Regions from separate parts of the Mus musculus genome. Here region 2 is linked to region 1. A link is a loop called in an ENCODE intact Hi-C map of the cell type or tissue named here. Cell type or tissue: heart. All regions are shown on one strand. Each heading gives the region's core, and the rest is flanking DNA. Links, peaks and the distances in the headings are about the cores only.

Region 1 (3,484 bases), core at 631-3,130:
AAAATAATAATGCATGTCTTGATTGGCTTGCTTTGTTTGGAATTAATTAACGCGGGAGGGGGTACTTATGGATGGGGGCGGAGAAAGCTTTAACTTGACTCGCATTGACTCTTGCCGGTCTATATCCGCGTCTGTCTCTAGCCATTCTCTCCCCTCCCCCATCTTTCCCGTGTGTTTACGTGTATAAGTGTGTATACGAGTGTTAAAGACAATGGGTAGGATTTGTGTGCTAGCAGCATTTTTTCCCTCCGCACTCCATAAGGGTTTCACAGATAGTGCGCAAGGATTTTTTTTTTTGGGGGGGGGTGTTTCTTTTTTTAAAAAAACTGCTGCAATTGTTAAATCGTCCCACACTGAAAGGTATTTAAACCACGAAGATCGAATTTCATCTAGCAAGATCTCCAGTTGGAATTAGGTCTGTAGGCCAGATGTGGGAAACGCAAAAACAGCAAACAGCCTAAGCCATGCTCGTTCCTTTCTCTCCTAGAGGCGTGAAATAAAATATTTTGAAATTGGTCCTTGGAGCACCTCAAATCGCGTCTCTCCAACTATTCCAATTACCGATCACTTTTCCACAAAACATTGTGAGGACCATTTTCAGAAGATCGAAACTTGCTAGCATGTTATCACTGTAAGAAACGACATCATTAATTTTCCTCTGTGGTAAAACTAGACCGAGCCTTGAGTGTACGAATCCATATTTACAGTTGGGAGGCAGCTACTCTCGTCGACACGGGTTGTTTTCCTAGCCTGCTGCCAACATCGGAGGGACTCTCATTTTGAACTTGTCTGTGCACAGCATCAAGTGTGCTCCTGGAAGAGAGGCAACAGCGAGGAAATCCTAAAAGACCGAGTCCTAGTCTCAGAAGAAATCGCCTGCAAGGTTGAGAGACAGAAAGAAAATCCCTGGAGACTCCACGTCTAACCCAGGCTAAAGGCAAAGCTCTACAGCGGTGTGTAGGATATCTCTCTCGTTCGCTACAGCCCTTGCCACCGAAGTACCAGACGCTTTTAGTGTGTGAAAGACCAGGCGTTGATTTAATGTATCTGGAAGGGAGAGGGGATAGAGGATGCAACTTAATAAATATTCCTCTAGTCTCGCTCATGAAAACATCCAAAACATCTTTCGGCGTTTGCATTTAATGACTGCAACGTGAACGATGGAGGCGAGAAGCAGTCGAGGGAATGGCTCGTTTCTCTTAGTGTTGGCTCGGAATTGTCAAACAGTTACTTTCTGTTCATTGTAGGGAAATAGGTCACACTTTGAGTGAAAAGGACAGTTGGTTCAAGCCAATAACCCTTTGTTCAAGTGCTGTTTGACAGTCCCTGAGCAGAACATCGTTGCGTGAAGTTTCATCTCCTGTCCAGTACCTTTAGATACATTATTAAATCCCAAAGTCATATTCCACGGAGCGCCTGGAAGGAATATTTCGTCGAAACGCGTCTTGCCAACCAACGTGTTAGCACCCGTAAGGAAGCCTGCTGGACTGGCCCGAGAACCCGGCCGCCAGGATGGACACGAATCCCTCATTAGCAGTTCCAACTTGAAAAGTCAACTGGGCTGGTCCAACACCACCATCCAGGAGATTCCCAAAGGCTCAAAAGGCAATCTGTGCACCCACCCCACGGGAACCTTGCCCCTTCCTCTGCGTCTCCCTCCGGTTTTAAATTGGGATGATTGCTAGTTCGCTTTCGGATTTTTTCTCCCAGACATTCGGGGGCTGCTTTTGTGGCTCCTTTGTTAACAGGCTGTCGTGCAGCTTTCCCCCCTTTTCTTTCTCCAATGCCTATTTGCCTGGTATCGGCTCGTCTCCGGGGCAACCGCGGGGAAGATTCGGAGCCCCAGGCGCCGGGAGGGGGAAGGGGCGGAGCCCGGCGGAGTGGGGGCGGGGAGGGGCGCGAGAGGAGGGGCGGAGGGAGTGGGTCAGGAGGAGACCCCAGGACCCACGAGGAGCAGATGGCCGCTCCGGGGCGGAGCCCGTGAGCGTCAGGGGAGCGGGAGAGCCAATCCGTCCCTGCAGCAGCGCGGGAGAGAGCCAACGAGAGTAAACACGCGGGCTGTCCCCCCCCCCCCCCCCCCGCGGTCCCTACTTTGCAGCTGAAGACGTGATTTCCTTTGGATAAGAAAGCTCATTGCCAGTGTGGTTGGAAAGCTGGCGGTCCCCGGGAGAATGGGTTGGGAGGCGGGTTTGGGCGGAGCTCTGAAATCTCCCTCTCCCTTTCCTCCCCTCCCACCCCGACTCAGGCACCCACTAAGCCTGGCGAGAATGGAAGAGGCGGGTGGATGGGAGAGCGGGGCGGGGCTGGGAAAAGGGAAGAGATTGACTCTTGCTATGAACCTTAAGGAATGCCAGCAAGCTATTGGAGCTGCTGGTCTTTACCTGCTGCAGTTCCCCTACAGTTTGGTGGTCTCCCCGTAGAGTTAAGGGTTTGGGGGGGGGGGGAGGCGGGGAAACACCCGCCAAATGCATTTATATAAGTGAGATTAAAGAACCCATAAGGACATTAAAAATTGGAAGCAGGCGCCTATAGCCAACTCAAAAGGGAACACAGACTTTTATTCTCCATTTGCACTGTTTATGGAGGGATGTGGTGTGTATGAGTGTACAGAGTCTTACTGTGCAATACAGGCTGACCTCCAACCCTTTGGAGCCCAGACTAGTCTAAAACTCATGATTCACAGGGTCTATTTCTCAACTGCTAGCGACTAACAGGGGTGTGCTATTACTGCCAGCTCTGTGCTCCCATTTATTCTGACCTGGTGGCACCATAGCTAAAGGTGCTTGCATTCAAGTCTGAAAACCTAAATCCATCATCCCAAGACCCAGATGGTGTGTAGATAGAACCAACTCTTGAAAAGGTTCCCCGACCGACCCTCACCCCTGGCATACACTACACAAAAATTTAATGTAATATGATGTAGTAATCTGTATACGGTCTTCCTATACAGATTACCACCAATGCATCTAAGATGCACCACAGAAGAAATCAGAGGTCAGGATGGTTTAAAATGTCAGTTTAGGGCAGAAGAGCACTTGCCATGCAAGCATGAGGACCTGAGTTCAAATCCACAGCACCTGTGTAAAAAGCCAGCCCAGGTGTGTGAGCAAGCCCAGTGCTGGGGGAAGATCTTTGAGCCTTATTGGCCGACAGTCTAGCTCTAGGTTTAGTGAGAGAGTAATAGGCACCTGATTGCAGAGAGAATATCTTGTGTATTGTATGGATACACCACCTGTCAATTAAAAAGCCAATGGCCAATGGCTTAGGCAGGAAATAGGTGGTGGGACATCTGGGAAGCAGAAAGAATTCTGGGATAGAGCCAGGTGTGGGAGATTTGCCTGGGAAATTTTGAAGAGACGGACACATGGTACTTGAGCACAGGTAACCAGCCATGTGACAGAATGTAGATTAGAATAAATGAGTTATGTTTAGTTATGATCTAATCAGAAAAGAACATAGCATTATGGCCAAGGTATTTGTAAAT
Region 2 (3,484 bases), core at 508-3,007, 140 kb after region 1:
GAGGCCTGTTACTCAAATGTTTGTTGTATAAATATTGAGTGACTGTGAGGGAGAGCTGCCTTAATCACAAATGATGTAATTCTTGTAATCATTGACTTGATGGTAATATCCTGAGCAGATCAATTAGGTAACATTTTAAAAGAGACTATGATTCTTTGTGTTTGTATCAAGTGCATTGAAGATAATTATTTTAAAACCCAGATAAGCATTTTGGTTGAAATGTTTTACCTTCATAGAACAAGTCGGAGGGAGGGAAGTGTCTCCGTAGTTCAGAATGTGACCTTGAAAGTTAGGACTTCCAGGCTTCACTCCTGGTTTAGGTGCTTGCTATGCTGTGAGCATGGAACTTCTCTCACTGTGTTTACCATCTGTAAAATGAGACAACACTCCAACCCCTCCCTTTCCAGTGAATAATAATAATAATAATAAAGGATATGCCACACCCAAACACTGTATGTATTAAGCAATAAATAAATAAATGTCTCCCATTATTTGTGCACCATATATTTCTGAAGCTCAGCTGTGTAATCTGCTCGGAACATTTTGTTTGTTTTCTAGTTTCCCTAGTGTATATTGTGTGGGCAGGTGTTCAGATCTGACCCAGCGTTGCTGATGGTAAGTCTCCCAGGATCTATTTACAGTGAGGTTACAGTTGACATTTCAGATTTCATGCCTTTTTGATTTCTTCTTTCCCCAACGTTTCTCTCTCTGCCTTCTCTCCTGCTGCAAGTCTTTGATTATAATGTTTGAAGCAGAGGCTGGGAAGGAAGGAGATGCCAGCATACTTATTTATGTCTAAACTCTTTTGCAGATGCCTCAGTAGTTTGGGATACCAAGAGAATGAGTTGGGTACAGGACTGAAGCCTAGATGAATGTAAGGTATAATATTCAGAGGAGAGAAGTTGAGCTGGGATATCAACTCAAAGGCTTTAGCCTGCAGGAGAGCTTTCTAGGGAGTCTGAGGAAGGAGGAAATAGCTACAGGGCCATTCATAGCTTGGCTTGGGCAAAGACAAGACCCATGGAGTTCTTAAGCCCCAAAGAGACCTTAGCTGAGAGCAGGGCTTTCATTTCAAGGTCTCCAGGCAAGCCTTTTCCTCCAGGTTTGTATGAAAGAGACAAAGAGGGAAATTGCATTGCTGTTAAAGATGATAAGAGCTTACACATTTAGAATGCATACTTGTCCCTGATCTCCAAGGGAAGACTCATCCTGACTGGAGTTGGCTGGCCTTAGTCTCTCATAGGCATTTTGCCTCTAATCTGAGTCTAATGAATAGTAAAAGTGGAATACTGGGGGGCATTTTACCCTAATATATACCTCTGCTTTCAGAATACTGAGGTCTACTTCCTGATGGAGAACCCCAAGCTTATCTAGAATATTTTAAAGAAACCATGCAGGTTGCTCTGCTCTGATTCATTTTTTTGCAGAGAGACAACAGTGCTGCTCACTAAGTCTTTAATCAAAGCATTCTGAAAGTTTGTACATCTGAGTACTTTGGACAAAAAACAATACTCATATAAGGTAGCATGATACGGTGAGGCTCAGTTGCCATTGATTTTACTTAGTGGTGTTTATCTCTTTTCTTGGGGATATGTCCAGTTTGCTTTCCTATAATTGTGGACCTTTCAGGGTCTTAATGTTTGAGCTACTACTGTACTGCTCATCTAGGTACACACTGGAAAAGGTAAAAGAAAATCGGTGACCAAGAGGAAGCCTATTGCACATGCATAGGCTTTGAGTACTGCATTTTCCTTAGTTATATGTTTACCAAATGTAGATGAAGAAATGGAAATTAATAAGTCAAGTATCTTGTTCCCAAGGCACCAGCATTGCTTCTGTTTATATTTCTAGAGGTGCCTGCCAGAACAACTGCCAGGGGACTGTGGCTTCAAGTGGGAGACACGAATAGATGAGAATAGTTAATGATCAGACTCATCCAGGCTATCTTGGTTTATGCTTTTCTCATGAAAGCTATAGGAGGCATGATGAACACCCCCACCCCATTTCCTTAGGCAAGCTGTGTAGGCTGCTCTGTGAATGACTCCCATTCCATTCTCCCCTACCGTCGTGTGCCTGAGTGTAGAATGGTAGTCAGCTGATTGCTGTCTTCCTGGCATAAATCAACAATATTGCGTTTCCCTGAAAGCAATCTACTTACAAACAGAAAAATACCACTAGTCCCAAATCCATTCTTACATTTCCTCTTTAACCCCATCATGGAGAGAGTCTTGAGTCTTGAGATGTGAAGAATCGTGTTTGAGTCGTGCCCGTTCATGCTGTGGTCTTGAGGAATGGACTCAGCTTTCATCTCTAAGGAATGGAATGTTGAGACTTCTCAAGGACTGCATGAGATAACTTGACTAATCTGAACTACTTCAAATTCAAATCAGAAAGAGCTAAAGTTTTCTTTGTCCTTCTAGAACACAGAGATGGTTTCTGTGTACTCGCTCTGTCTCTGTCTGTTTCTGACTGTCTCTCTCTGACTAGGTCTCACATGGTAGCCCAGGGTGGCCTCAAGTTCATGTTCTTCCTGTCTCAGCTACTGAGTGCTGGGAATATCATTCAGCAAGTCCGTAGCAGTTCACAGGCAAGCGTGTTGATGGAGGTGTTTTTTTGTGTTCCCCCAGGTGTTTGTGTTCACATAAAGACTTCTTTGCTCTTCTGTGAACTTGCTAGGGACCAAAGTTAAACTTAGCTCTTTCTTACTAATTCTAATATTGTGCCAAACATGCAGCAACTGCCTCATAAGGATTTCAAAATGGATGAATATGGACCAGGCTGGCAGCCCACTCTGCTTCTAGAGGAAGTAAGTCTACTGTATCATATGTAGATTTGGCCTTTCTTTGTAGCTACATTAGTGGATGGAGAAGTCTTTAAGTTTCTCTAATGACATGGGAACCTAGACAAACATTCATAAAGAAGGAGTCATGCATGACTCTGGGAATAACAAAGAATCCCAAAGAGATCACAGATGTTTGATTGTAAGTACAATGAACTTCATAAAACTGCTCCAGGATAAAACATATCCACCAACAACAGGAATTAGAATCTATTAAAGACTGAACAAAGAAATCAGAGGAAAAAAATCATTTATTGTGAATAAACCACTGGTTGGATTTGCACAGCTGCATTTTCCTTGAAAAAGACTCGTGAGAGTCATGGATTGTTTGGAACCTGTGCTGATTCTTTTTTTTTTTTTTTTTTTTTTTTTTAATTCTTGCTACCATTTTCAGTATTAATATTGTTACCATTACTTGATGGTACAACCTGAAACTTACATGAGAGAGACTCATATGGCTTACAATTCTAGGCTACAGCTAATCATTTCAGGGAAGTGGCAAGTGGCAGAAGCTTGAGATATCTGGTGACATCACACTTAGCCAGCAAAGGCAAATAGAAATAAATTCACATGGGCTATTTGCATACTTCTGTGCTGACTTCTTAAACAAAGCTCCAAGGGCTTCCAGTCAGTGCAGCTGTTTCA

Evidence for each region. Hi-C counts contacts between places; a loop is a spot of excess contacts. Peaks named below come from ENCODE experiments on the same cell type or tissue, not always from the same donor. Only the 100,000 strongest peaks of a DNase experiment are listed, where the experiment ranks them.
Region 2: it touches region 1 in a loop (2.0-fold over the local background); 1 of 42 quality-filtered maps calls a loop at or near these places.

The regions. Positions count from the first base shown.
Region 1 is chr10:37,139,141-37,142,624 of GRCm38, forward strand. It overlaps 5930403N24Rik (RIKEN cDNA 5930403N24 gene), which reads left to right and starts at 392. Exons shown (of 3, transcript NR_166104.1): 1 at 392-1,605. In heart, for the core only: no CTCF peak of the experiment used is centred there; DNase peaks (open chromatin) are centred at 851 and 2,101; H3K4me3 peaks cover 2,386 bases; H3K27ac peaks cover 2,157 bases.
Region 2 is chr10:37,276,041-37,279,524 of GRCm38, forward strand. No RefSeq gene overlaps it. Among named protein-coding and RNA genes, the nearest start is that of Gm26535, 42 kb to the right of the region's middle. In heart, for the core only: no CTCF peak of the experiment used is centred there; no DNase peak of the experiment used is centred there.